Linked DNA regions of Homo sapiens: region 1 is linked to region 2. Evidence: read pairs that join two places in POLR2A ChIA-PET (ENCODE). Cell type or tissue: CD4-positive, alpha-beta T cell. All regions are shown on one strand. Links, peaks and the distances in the headings refer to the core of each region. The heading gives the core; the rest is flanking DNA. Region 1 overlaps CYP4F22 (cytochrome P450 family 4 subfamily F member 22). Region 2 overlaps LINC01841 (long intergenic non-protein coding RNA 1841).

Region 1 (6,337 bases), core at 1,244-5,243, 1.2 Mb after region 2:
AATTTATAAAGGAAAGAGGTTTAATTGACTCACAGTTCCGCAGGGCTGGGGAGGCCTCAGAAAACTTACAATCATGGCGGAAGGGGAAGCAAACACGTCCTTCTTCACATGGCAGCAGGAAGGAGAAGTGCCAAGTAAAAGGGGGAAATTCGTTAAATCTCGTGAGAACTCATTCACTATCATGGGAACAGCAACATGGGGGTAACCGCCCCCATGATTCAATTACCCCCCACCGGATCCCTCGCATGACACATAGGGATTATCGGAATTATAATTCAAAATGAAATTTAGATGGGACACAGCCAAACCATATTACCTGGGCACCTCCAGAGGTATCGGGACATCTGAGAGAACTCACTCTCAAATGAACCAATGAGCTCCAGTAGGTCAGGCATGGTGGTTCACATCTGTAATCCCAACACTTTGGGAAGCTGAGGCAGGAGGGTTGCTTGAGGCCAGGAGTTTGAGACTAGCCTGGGCAACACAGCAAGACCCTGTCTCTCGAAAAAAATAAATAATTACCCAGTGGCAGTGATGTGCACCTGTAGTCTCGGCTACTTGGGTGGCTGAGATGGGAGGATCACTTGAGCTCAGGAGTTTAAGACCAGCCTGGGTAATCTAGCAAGACCCCATCTGTACAAAAGCATTTAAAAATATTAGCTGGGTGTTGTGGTGCATGCCTGCAGTCCCAGCTACTCAGGAGGCTGAGGTGAGAGGATTGCTTGAGCCCAGCAGATGGAGGCTGCAGTGAGCTATGATTGCACCACTGCTGTACTCCAGCCTGGGTGACAGAGCAAGGCTTAGTCTCTTAAAAAAAAAAAAAAAGTGGGAGATTCCAGGAATTTTAGGATCTCTGTCCCAGCTTTGCCTCTACAAACACGCATCTGGGGACCATCTCCAGGGCTGCCACCCAGGAGCTGTGAAAGAAGCTGCCATCTTCCCCTTCCACAGCTATTCCCTCTCAATGCCTTGTTGTCTCCCGTTATTACATTTGTGAAGGGATGACGATCCCTGTTGAACTAAGGGGAAAACCTAGACCTTGGGAGGGAGAATTGACTCTTCTGAGGGATGAATACCAACTTGTGGGAAGAGCCCTGGGCCAGGACTGAGGTGGGTTGGCTTCAAATTCTGGCCTTGGCACATGCTTGCTGTGAGACCCCAGCCATTTATCTAGCCTCTCTGGATCTCAGGTTTTGATCTGTAAAATGGGTGCAGTTGTGAAGCCTGAATAATATAATGTGGATAAGAGGCCACGTGCAGTGACTCATGCCTGCAGTCTCAGCACTTTGGGAGGCCACGGCAGGAGGATCACTTGAGCCCAGGAGTTCAAGACCAGCCTGGGCAACAGAGCAAGACTCTATCTTTACAAAAAATTTAAAAAATTAGCCAGGTGTGGTGGTGCGTGCCTATAGTCCCAGCTACTTAGGAGGCTGAGGTAGGAGGATTGCTTGAGTCCAAGAGGTTGAGGCTGCAGAGAGCTATGATTGTGCCATTGCATCCAGCATGGGCAACAGAGTGAGATTCTGTCTCTAAAAAAATTAAAAAAAAAATAATATGGATAGGCATTAGTAAGGGTTTCTCTTCTGCCTTTTTAATATATGTTTTTCTTTCTCTTTTCCTCCTTTCCTTTCTTCTTCCTCCCTCTTCTCCTCCTCCTTCTACTTCTCTCTCTACTCCTCTTTCCCCCTCCTCCCTTCTCTTCTTCTTTCTCTCCTCCTCCTTCTACTTCTTTCTTCTTCTCCTTCTCCTCCTTCTCCTTCTTCTCCTCCCCATCCCCCTCCTCCTCCTCCACCTTCTTCTTTTTCTTCCTCTTCTTTTTAGACAGAGTCTCACTCTGTCACCCAGGCTGGAGTGCAGTGGCATGATCTCAGCTCACTGCAACCTCTGCCTCCCGAGTTCAAGTGATTCTCCTGTCTCAGCCTCCCGAGTAGCTGAGACTACAAGTGTGCACCACCACACCTGGCTAATTTTTGTATTTTTTTTTTTCAGTAGAGACGGGGCTGCACCATATTGGCCAGGCTGGTCTTGAACTCCTGACCTTAAGTGATTCTCCTGCCTTGGCCTCTCAAAGTGCTGGGATTACAGGCGTGAGCTACAGCGCCTGGTCTCTCTTTTTTCTCCTTCCTCCTCCCTTCTCCTCCCCCTCAGAGCATCAGTTTCCTGAGCACCATCCTGCCTGGTTCTGAGACTCCAAACAGACCGAGGAGTAGTGCCCCAGCAGGGGCTGTCATGTAGTAGATGCTTAAGCCTCTTGCCCTCCCCTCATCCAGTGGAGGGAGGGGATATTCTGTGTACCCCATCAGAGAAGCCAGATAGGGAACTCCAGGATGGAAAAAAGGGTGGTGCTGTGAGTCAGCCTGGAGTGAGGCCTCTTGGCCCCAGGGTGCCCCCACCTGGAATTACACAGATCAGGCTCCAGTCACAGACACCACCCTGGATCAGGACCTCCTGGGGCCACACCTGGGAGTGGCTTGCTGTTCTGAGCTTGGAGCTGCACAGCCCTTGAGCCTGGAGGAGGGCCCAGCTCCTGTTGGAGCTTCAGTTTCCCCATCATCTTATGGGCCTTTGGACTAGGAAATTTTAATGAGAGAAAGTAGATAAACATGCTTTATAGAGAACATGATGATATATAGACATATAATTGTAGCTTGCTTTTATATCATCTTTTTAAAATGGAGGTGAAATTCATGTAACATATAATTAACCATTTACAAGTGAACAATCAGTGGTATTTAGTGTATTCACCATGTTGGGCAACCACCAGCATTTTCCAGTTTCAAAATTTTTAGTCACCTCATAAAAAAACTCTGTACCCATTGAGTAATCACTTCCCATTTCCCTCCTCCTCCCATCCGCTGGTAACCTCGAATCTGCTTTCTGTCTCTATGTATTTGCCTATTCTGGGTACATCATAGAAAGAGAACCACATAAAATGTGATCTTTTTGTGTCTGTTTTCTTTTACTCAGCATAATGTTTTTGAAGTTCATTCACGTTGTAGTAGGAATCAGTTTCATTCTTTTTTTTTTTTTTTTTTTTTTGAGACAGGGTCTTACCCTGTCACCCAGAGGCTGGAGTGCAGTGGTGTAGCCATAACTCATTACAGCCTTGAAATCCTGGGCTCGAGTGATTCTCCTCCTGCCTCAGCCTCCCGAGTAGCTGGAACTGCAGGCACGCACCACCATGCCCAGCTAATTTTTATTTTTATTTTTGTAGAGATGGGGTCTTGCTATGTTGTCCAGGTTGGTCATTAGGGCTGAATTCATTTCACTGTATGGATTTTTTTTTGTTTACCCATTCACCTTTTGGATGTTGTGAATCATGCTACTATGAACATATGTGTTCAAGTTTTGGGGTGGACATATGTTTTCATTTCTCTCTTGGGTAGATACCTAGGAGTAGAATTGCCAAGTCATATGGAATTCTGTACTTAACTTTTTAAGGAGCCACCTTGCTGTTTTCCACAGAGGGTGTGCATTAATTTTCTACTAACAGGAAACACAACTATTTATCTCACAAGTTCTTGATGCCAATAAATAATCATTTTAACCATAGTAATAAAAATAGCCAACAGTTGGTCAATTATTCATTTACCTACGCACGTATTTAATGAGCATCTACCATGTGCCAGGAACACAAGAGCTTGTTGAGTCTTATAGGGATGCCATGAGGCAAGATTGTTCTATTTTCTCCTTTGGCAGTGGTAACATGTCCAGGCTTACATATCTAGTTAGTGGCAGGGCTGGGATTTGAACTCAGACCTGGCTGGCCCAGAACCCAAGCTCTCAAACATAGTGATATGCAGCTTTCTGAGCATGAGTTTCTCCATGCTGGCACCATGTGGGGGTATTTCGTACACCGTCTCATCCATGGTAGGCATTACCATCTCTCCCTCTTTTTTTTTTTCTTTTTAAAAAACATTTTTGTAGAGACAGAGTCTTGCTGTGTTGCCCAGGCTGGTCTTGAACTTCTGGGCTCAAGTGATCCTCCTGCCTCTGCCTCCCAAAGTGCTAGGACTGCAGGTGTGAATCATTGCACCTGGCCTACCATCTCCTTTTTGCTGGAGGGGAAAACTGGTGAGGAGCGTGGACACAGACTTTCCTGGCATTGTGGTCAGAGTTGGAGTGGAAAAGGAACCTGAGGATGAGAGAACAATGGTTCAGCTGAGAAGGGGGTTTGGAGAAGGCTTCCTGGAGTAGGTGTCAGTGAAGCTGGGCCCCGAAGGATGCCTAGGAGCTTGCCAGAGAAGGAGTCCCAGATGGAAGGTCCTGCCAGTGCCTTGATGCAGATGTGTGAAAATTCCAGGGGAATTCAGGTGATTTAGGGTGGCTGGAGTGAAGGTGATATGTTGGGGGGAATAGGAAATGAGACTGACAGTTAAGCAGGAACTGGACAGCAAAGTGAATGAACTTGTACTTTATCCTGGGAGTGATAGGGAGCCACGGGAAGTATTTGAACAAGACAGCTATTGACCAGATCCTGGTGTCAGAAAGATCCCTGTGGAGCCTATCTTGGAGTCCAGAGTGCAGAGAGGAGAGGAGTGACTAGACTCCTGCTTTCCTCTTCAATGCTGCCTCCTCCAGGAAGCCTGCCCTGACTTCCAACAGCCCTTTTTCTGAGCCTTCCTTAGCACCTAGCACACTTTCTACCTTCTTGGTAATTGCATGGTGTGTCTCTGCTTCCCTTTCCTGCCCCACTCAGGAGCTCCTCCAGGGAGGGCATAGAGCTGAGCCATCTGTGGGTCCCCAGCATCACCCAGCTTGGGTTGGGCACAGAAAGGCAGCATAAGAGGTGTGATGAATGGGGGGATGAGTGGGCGGATGATTGTGTAGGCAATTGGCCAATTCCTAGGGATTGTGTCGGTGTAGGTGGCTGAGTCGCATTCAGGTAAAAGTGATATCACTCGAATTTCAGATACTTCCTTCCTGGGCCTCTGCCCATTCAGCCCCAAATCTGTTCAGTATATAGAAGGAGGATCCATCCATTCATCCATCCACTCATTCATTCATTCATCCATCCACCTTCCACCTATCCACTCATTCATCCATCCATCCACTCATCCATCCATCCACCATCCACCCATCCATCCATTCATCCATCCATCCATCCACCCACCCACCATCTATCCATCTGCTATTCATCCATCCACTTATTTATCCATCCATGTACTCATCTGTCCCTCTACTCATCCATCCACCCATTTATTCTTTCATTCATCCATCCTTGGATTGACTTATTTATTCATTTAATAAAAATTTATCTAGCACAACATATCAGTAATCAACACGAACCCTCCTGTTAAGGGGCTTGTAACTAAGTGGATACAATCCAGAGTGACTGCTGGGTCAGGGGTGGGGAGAAGCATTCAAGTTCTCATACAGGATGAGGGAAGAGTGTTTGGGGCAGAGAGAACAGCTGGTGGAAAGTCTCAGAGAAGAGAGAGCACGTGGTCTTTTTAAGGAGCTGAGAAAAGTTCTGTGGTGTGGCCGGGCATGGTGGCTTATGCCTGTAGTCCCAGCACTTTGGGAGGCTGAACTTGGAGGATCACTTGAGCTCAGGAGTTCAAGACCAGCCTGGGCAATATGGCGATACCCTGTCCATACACAAAATTAAAAAATTAGCCAGGCATGGTGGCGTATGCCTGTAGTCCCAGCTACTCGGGAGGCTGAGGTGGGAGGATCGCTTGAATCCAGGAATTGGAGGCAGCAGTGAGCTATGATCTCACCACACACCCCAGCCTGGGTGACAGAGTGAGACCCCATCTCAAAAAAACAAAAAACAAAAAGTTATGTGGTGTTAGTTCTGTGACGTCGAATAGGGGGTGGAAGACAGAGGTGTCTTGAGAGAGATTTGGACAAAGGCAAATGATTCAGGGCTTTGAAAATGGGCTGGTATGTGAGGGTGATGGGTGTGTGAGCAGGAAGGGGCGTGGTCAGATCTGATAGTCAGATGAGATTCTCCTGGGGCCATTCATGAGGGACACACTGGAGAGGGTGAGGCTGGAGGCTGGGAGCACAGGAGGTGTGATTCAGATGGCCTGAGCTGGCAGAAAATAAGGGGGTGGATTAGGGGAAGACTCAGGTGAAGAAGTCCATTCTGGATAGACAGCTCAACCTGGTCAAAGGTTCAGAGGTGATCCACAGCAGGCGATGAGAATAGGGTTATCTGGTGTATGTTGAAGGATGAGGTGGTGGGAGAGGCATACAGGGGCCAGATGGAATTGGGTTTCAATGCCAGGCTGAGCCTGAACTTTTTACAAGTGCAATGGGGAGCCATGGGAGGTGTCTGAGCAGGGGAGGCTCATGTTCAGATCAGTGTTTTATAAGGATTTTTTCTCGG
Region 2 (6,996 bases), core at 1,710-5,709:
TGCTCTCTCTCTCTCTCTTTTTTTTTTTTTTTTGAGATGGAGTCTCACTCTGTCACCCAGGCTGGAGTGCAGTGGCATGATCTGGGCTCACTGCAACCTGTGCCTCCTGGGTTCAAATGATTCTCAGGCCTCAGCCTCCCGAGTAGCTGGGATTACAGGCGCACACCACCACACCTGGCTAATTTTTTAATATTTTTAGTGGAGATGGGGTTTCACCATGTTGGCCAGGCTGGTCTCGAACTCTTGACCTCAAGTGATCTGCCCACCTCGGCCTCCCAAAGTGCTGGGATTACAGGCATGAGCCGCTGTGCCCGGCCCTTGCTCTCTGTTTTTACAGAGACAGGGTCTCACTCTGTTGCCCGGGCTGGAGTGCAGTGGTATGCTCATAGCTCACTACAGCCTTGAACTCCTGGCCTCAAGCGATCCTCCAAAGTAGCTGGGACTATAAGCACGCACCACCACATCTAGATAATTTAAAAATAGTTTTTTGCAGCGATGGGGTCTTGTTATGTTACCCAGACTGGTCTCAAACTTACGGCCTCAAGAGATCCTTCTGCCTCTGCCTCCCAAAGTGCTGGGATTACAGGCATGAGCCACTGCCCCTGGCCACACTTTTACCTCTCTTATGTAAATTGCCTTGTTTAGATCCTGGCTGGGTGACTCAGGGCCCAGTATCCTCATCTGTGAAATGGGGGTGATGACAACAGCCTCCTCAGAGTTCCAGACCTGACTGTGGTGGCCGTGGGGGTCCGGTGGGTTGAGACCTTCTTCTATGGCCAAGGAGTGGACTTGGGGGAGCAGGGCAAGTGAGCCAGGAGCAGGGGCCAGAGGGCCGGAGCAGGGCAAGTGAGCAAGGCTCAAGTGATGGGTCAGTCAGAAGGGGTTAGAGGACTGACATGGTGTCTCACGCCTGTAATCCCAGCACTTTGGGAGGCTAAGGCGGGCAGATCACTTGACATCAGGAGTTCGAGACCAGCCCGGGCAACATGGTGAAAGCCCGTATCTACTAAAAATATGAAAATTAGAGGCCGGGCGCGGTGGCTCATGCCTGTAATCCTAGCACTGCGGGAGGCCGAGGTGGGTGGATCAGGAGGTCAGGAGTTTGAGACCATCCCAGCCAATGTGGTGAAACTCTGTCTCTACTAAAAATACAAAAATTAGCTGGGCATGGTGGCATGCGCCTGTAGTCCCAGCTACTCAGGAGGCTGAGGCAGGAGAATCGCTTGAACCCGGGAGGCAGAGGTTGCAGTGAGCCTAGATTATGCCACTGGACTCCAGCCTGGACTCCACTGGCAGCCTCACAGAGGGAGACTCCATCTCAAAAAAAAAAAAAAAAGAAAGAAAGAAAGAAAAAAAGAAATTAGCTGGGCATGGTGGCGGGCACCTATAGTCCCAGCTACTCAGGAGGCTGAGACACAAGAATCACATGAACCCAGGAGGTGGAGATTGCAGTGAGCAAAGATCGCACCACTGCACTCCAGCCTGGGTGACAGAGCGAGACTCTGTTTCAAAAAAAAAAAAAAAAAAAAAGGGCGTGGTTAGAGAGGAGGCAGACTTGGGAACAATGGGTATACTGTTATGACCTCATTTTATAGATGGGGAAAGTGAGGCCCCAGAAAGGTGAAGTCACTTAGCGAGGGCACGCAGCCCTCTAGTGGGGGAGCCATAATTCATTCCCATACTGGGCAGAGTCCCCCACACAGAGTGGGGGAGGGGATGGCAGGGGAAGGCGGAGGAGGGAATGATGGGTGGAGAGCTGTTTGGCAGAAAGGTGAAATACGGTTTTGATTCAGCTGTGTTGGAGGACATAGTGACTCTGCCAAGATATAGTAGAGATTAAATTAGGCGCGCTGGCTTACGCCTGCAATGTCAGCATTTTTGGAGGCTAAGGTGGGCCGATCACTTGAGGTCAGGAGTTTGAGACCAGCCTGGCCAACATGGCTAAACTCCGTCCCTACTAAAAATACAAAAATTAGCCAGGCATGGTGGCAGGTGCCTGTAATCCCAGCTACTCGGGAGGCTCAGGCAGGAGAATTGCTTGAACTGGGAGGCAGAGGTTGCAGTGGGCCAAGATCATGCCACTGCACTCCAGCCTGGACCAGAGTTGGTCCTGAAAAAAAAAAAAAAAAAAGAGAGAGAAAGGAGGAAGGAGGGAGGGAGAGAAGAAAGAAGAGAGTGAGCAAGGGAGGGAGGGAGAGGTGGTTGATTGGGGAAGACTATTCTAGTTGCAAGTAAAAAATCCAAACCCAAACTGGCTTAAAGAAAAAATAATGATAATTTATTGGTTTGTGTCATTGAAAAGTTTAAGATATGTTGGCTTCAGGGACAGCTGGATTCACGGGCTCAAACAAAGTAATCTGGCTGGGTGTGGTGGCTCATGCCTGTAATCCCAGCAGTTTGGGAGGCCAAGGCAGGAGGCTTGCTTGAGCCCAGGAGTTTGAGACCAGCCCGGGCAACATAGTGAAACCTCATCTCTATAAAAAAAAATTAAAAAATAAGGAGGGAGGATCACTCGAGCCTGGGAATTGAGGCTGCAGTGGAACCATGATCGTGCCACTGCACTCACACCTGGGTGACAAAGTGAAGCCCTGCTTCAAAAGAAGAAAATAATAATTCCTGGGCTCCCTCTGATTGGACAGTTTGGGGTCACATGTCATTTAGGAACCAATCACAGTGGCTAGAAAGGATAGAATGAGTCCATGAGCCACTCCTGTTGATGAGGGTGGGGATGGCCCTACAGACCTCAGTAGACAAAGAGTGTAGGCAAAAGTGACAATTTATTCAAGAAACATTTATTTATTTATTTATTTTGATTTATTTATTTTTTTGAGACACAGTCTCGCTCTGTTGCCCAGGCTGGAGTGCACTAGCGCAATCTCAGCTCACTGCAACCTCCGCCTCCTGGGTTCACACAATTCTCCTGCCTCAGCCTCCCTAGTAGCTGGGATTACAGGCACGCGCCACCACACCCAGCTAATTTTTGTATTTTTAGTAGAGACAGGGTTTCACCGTGTTGGCCAGGCTGGTCTCGAACTCCTGACCTCAGGTGATGTGCCCGTCTTGGCCTCCCAAAAGTGCTGGGATTACAGCCCTGAGCCACTGCACCTGGCTGAGAAACATTAATTGAGCACCTGTGGTGTCCCTGGCCCTGTTTTAGGTGCTGAGGATACAGCAGTGAACAAGACAGAAAAACCCCTGCCCCCATGGGACTGACACTCTATGTAAATTCATGAATTAAAATATTAGAAGGTGATGTGCTATAGAGAAAAATAAAATAGAGGGGAAAGGTTAGAAAGGACTGGGGGAAGGAAGCTAAAATTTCAAATATGGGGGTCGTCAGGGAAGTACTCACTGAGGAGGTGACCTCTGAGCAAGTATGTTAGGCAGACAAAAGAGTGAGAGGGGCCAGGCGCAGTGGCTCATGCCTGTAATCCCAGCACTTTGGGAGGCCAAGGCAGGCAGATCAGTTGAGGTCAGGAGTTCGAGACCAGCCTGGCCAACATGGTGAAACCCCGTCTCTACTAAAAATACAAAAATTAGCCGGGCGTGGTGATGCCCACTTGTAGTCCCAGCTTTTCGGGAGGCTGAGGCAGGAGAATGGCTTGAACCCAGGAGGCAGAGGCTGTGGTGAGCTGAGGTTGCGCCACTGCACTCCAGCCTGGGCAACAGAGCAAGACTCTGTCTCAAAAACACAAAATAATAAAAAAATAAAAAAATATCTGGGGGAAAGGTGTTCCAGGCAGAGGGAACAGCGCATGCAAAGGCTGTGAGGCTGGACTGGGCCTGGCATATTTATTTGGGGAACAGTGAGGAAGCTGGGGTGGCTGGAGCCAAGTGAATGAGGGGAAGAGAGCTGGAGGTGACAGGGCAAATCACACAGCCAAGCCTTGTGGGCCTTGGGGAAGACTGGATTTTACTGGGTGAGGTGGGAGCCATAGAGGCTTCTTGGAGAGAGGAAGAGCTTGGTCTGAACGGATTCAGGTGCTCACAGGAAGAACAGACGGCCAGACCAACATAACAGCTGTCACAGATACAGGAAGAGATTTTATATCTCCCTGCGGTTGGTTTTGTTGCCTTTTCACACGACTCATGGGGCGAGGCACCAGTGGGGTGAGGAGCTGGGAGGACAGGCCACCCCAGAGTTCCCCTTCCCAGGAGTCAGGGAGCCCCCACCCCACCATGTCCCAGGACACACTCGGGCAGGGCTGCCAGGAGTGTTTGTGTTTCACCCTCTCTAGATGGGTGGAAATGAGGTGTGGCTGGGGAGGTGGTGGGGTGGCCAGGAGGGAAGCTGGGTCCCGGAGAGGCAGGACCCGTGAAGGCATCGGGGAAGGGGGTGCCCCCTCTGAGAAGGCACAGGGGTCTTGCTGTCTCCTTTCTCTATTTGAGTATCAAAGGCCTGCTCAAGCCCGAAGCTAAAGGGAAGGTCAAGGATGTTGGGGGTGTCAGGCTGTGGGTGGCTGGGTTTGGTCACAGCTGCAATTGTACTGCCGATAAGGACCCTCGAGGCTGAATGTCAGCCCGGCCAGGGTTGGGCAACATCCTGTTGGGGAAGTCTCTTCTAGTTATGGTTTTCGCTTCTCCAGCCCTGCCCTGACCCTAATGGGAGAATTACAGGCAGGGGAGCACACACTGAACGCGCACGTTACCAGAAACAGAAATAACTCCCTTTAAATTTTCCCAAGAATAGGATATACACGTGTAAAAAAATAATAATAATAATTTAAAACTTAGACCCAGCTGGGCATGGTGGCTCATGCCTGTAAACCCAGCACTTTGGGAGGCTGAGGTGGGTGGATCACCTGAGGTCAGAAGTTCGAGACCAGCCTGGCCAACATGGTGAAACACCATCTCTACTAAAAATACAAAAATTAGCCAGGCTTGGTGGCACATGCCTGTAATCCCAGCTACTTGGGAGGCTGAGGCAGGAGAATCACTTGAACCTGGGAGGCAGAGGTTGCAGTGAGCCAAGACTGAGCCACTGCACTTCACTGTGCGTGATGGGAGCAGAGACTCCATCTCAAAAAAGAAAAAAAAATTAGCCGGGCGTGGTGGCAGGTGCCTGTAATCCCAGCTACTTGAGAGGCTGAGGGAGAATCACTTGAAACCGGGAGGCAGAGGTTGCAGTGAGCAGAGGTCACGTGCCATTGCACTCCAGCCTGGGCAACAAGAGCGAGACTCCGTCTCAAAAAAAAAAAAAAAAAAAAGAACTTAGACCCTACCTCATAATCACACACAAAAAGTAACTAAATGACTAAATGAGACTAGGCGCAGTAGCTCATGCCTGTAATCCCAGCACTTTGGGAGACTCAGGTGGAGGGATCATCTGAGGTCAGGAGTTTGAGACCAGCCTGGCCAACATGGCAAAACCCCGTCTGTACTAAAAATATTTAAAAAGTAGCCAGGCGTGGTGGCTCATGCCTGTGATCCCAGCTACTCTGGAGGCTGAGGCCTGAGAATCACCTGAACTGGGGAGGCGGAGGTTGCAATGAGCCGAGATTGCACCACTGCACTCCAGTCTGGGCGACAGAGCAAGACTCCGTCTCAGGAGACAAAAAAAGAAAAAGAAATCTTTGAGACCATGGATTAGGCAAAGGTTTCTTACCTATGTCACCAAAACCACAATCCGTAAAAGAAAAAAATAATGAGCGAATTGAACTTCATCACAATGAAAACTTTTGCTCTTCAAAAGACATAAAGAAAATAAAAAGACAAGCCGCCAACTAGGAGGAAATATTTTCAAATCATTTTTCTGAAAGAATGTGTATCCAGAATATATAAAGAACTCTTAAAATAAAAACTCTTTATATAAGAATATATACGGAACTCAACAATAAGAAGGAAAAAAAATCCCAGTTTAAAAATGGGCAAAAGATTTGAACAGATGCTTCGCCAAAGAGGACATTTCGATGGTAAATATGCATATGAAAAGATGCGCAACAGCATTAGTTGTTACAGAAATGCAAATTAAAACCACAAGGAGATACCACTTCATACATCTATTAGAAGAGCTAAGATTTATTTTTTATTTTTGAGATGGAGTCTCACTCTGTCACCCAGGCTGGAGTGCAGTGGTGCAATCATAGCTCACTGCAGCCTCGACTTCCTGGGTCAAGCGATCCTCCCACTTTAGCCTCCCAAGTCACCAGGACTACAAGTGGACACCGCCACGCCTGGCTAAGTTGTGTTTTGGGGTTTCTTTTTTTTGAGACAGGGTCTATTTCTGTCGCACAGGCTGGAGTGCAATGGTGCCATCATAGCTCACTGCAGCCTTGAACTCCTGGGCTCAAGCGATCCTTCCACCTCAGCCTCCCAAGTAGCTGGGAACCACAGGCATGCACCACTCTGCCTGATTAATTTTTTGTTTGTTTGAGACATTCTCGTTCTGTTGCCCAGCTGGAATTCAGTGGCACGATCTCAGCTCACTGTAACCTCCGCCTCCTGGGTTCAAGTGATCCTCCTGCCTCAGCCTACAGAGTAGCTGGGATTACAGGCATGTACCACCACACCCAGCTATTTTTTTTTTTTTTTTTTTTGTATTTTTAATAGAGACTAGGTTTTGCCATGTTGGTCAGGCTGGTTGTGAACTCCTGGCCTTAAGTGATGCGCCCATCTCAGCCTCCCAAGATGCTGAGAATTTTTTTGTATTTTTTATAGAGACGGAGTTTTGCCACGTTGCCTAAGCTGGTCTCAAACTTCTGAGCTCAAGTGATCCTCCTCCCTCAGCCTTCCAAAGTGTTGGGATTACAGGCATGAGCCACTGTGCCTGGCCTCAGGTGAACTCTTTTTTTTTTTTTTTTTTTGAGACGGAGTTTTGCTCTTGTTGCCCAGGCTGGAGTGGAGTGCAGTGGCATGATCTCTGCTCACGGCAACCTCCGCCTCCCGGGTTCAAGCGATTCTCCTGCCTCAGCCTCCTGAGTAGCTGGGACTACAGGCGTGCACCACCACGCCTGGCTAATTTTGTACTTTTAGTAGAGACAGGGTTTCTCCACGTTG

Evidence for each region. ChIA-PET counts read pairs that join two places held together with the same protein. Peaks named below come from ENCODE experiments on the same cell type or tissue, not always from the same donor. Only the 100,000 strongest peaks of a DNase experiment are listed, where the experiment ranks them.
Region 1: POLR2A ChIA-PET joins it to region 2 with 6 read pairs; 1 of 35 experiments calls an interaction of 5 or more read pairs at or near these places.

The regions. Positions count from the first base shown.
Region 1 is chr19:15,530,575-15,536,911 of GRCh38, forward strand. The region is part of intron 4 of CYP4F22 (cytochrome P450 family 4 subfamily F member 22); the gene reads left to right. Among named protein-coding and RNA genes, the nearest start is that of CYP4F22, 25 kb to the left of the region's middle. In CD4-positive, alpha-beta T cell, for the core only: no CTCF peak of the experiment used is centred there; a DNase peak (open chromatin) is centred at 2,827.
Region 2 is chr19:14,351,955-14,358,950 of GRCh38, forward strand. All of the region lies in intron 1 of LINC01841 (long intergenic non-protein coding RNA 1841), which reads right to left. Among named protein-coding and RNA genes, the nearest start is that of LINC01841, 8.5 kb to the right of the region's middle. RefSeq lists enhancers at 3,945-4,044, 4,105-4,284, 4,355-4,404. In CD4-positive, alpha-beta T cell, for the core only: no CTCF peak of the experiment used is centred there; DNase peaks (open chromatin) are centred at 2,649, 4,057 and 4,529; H3K4me3 peaks cover 622 bases; H3K27ac peaks cover 1,824 bases.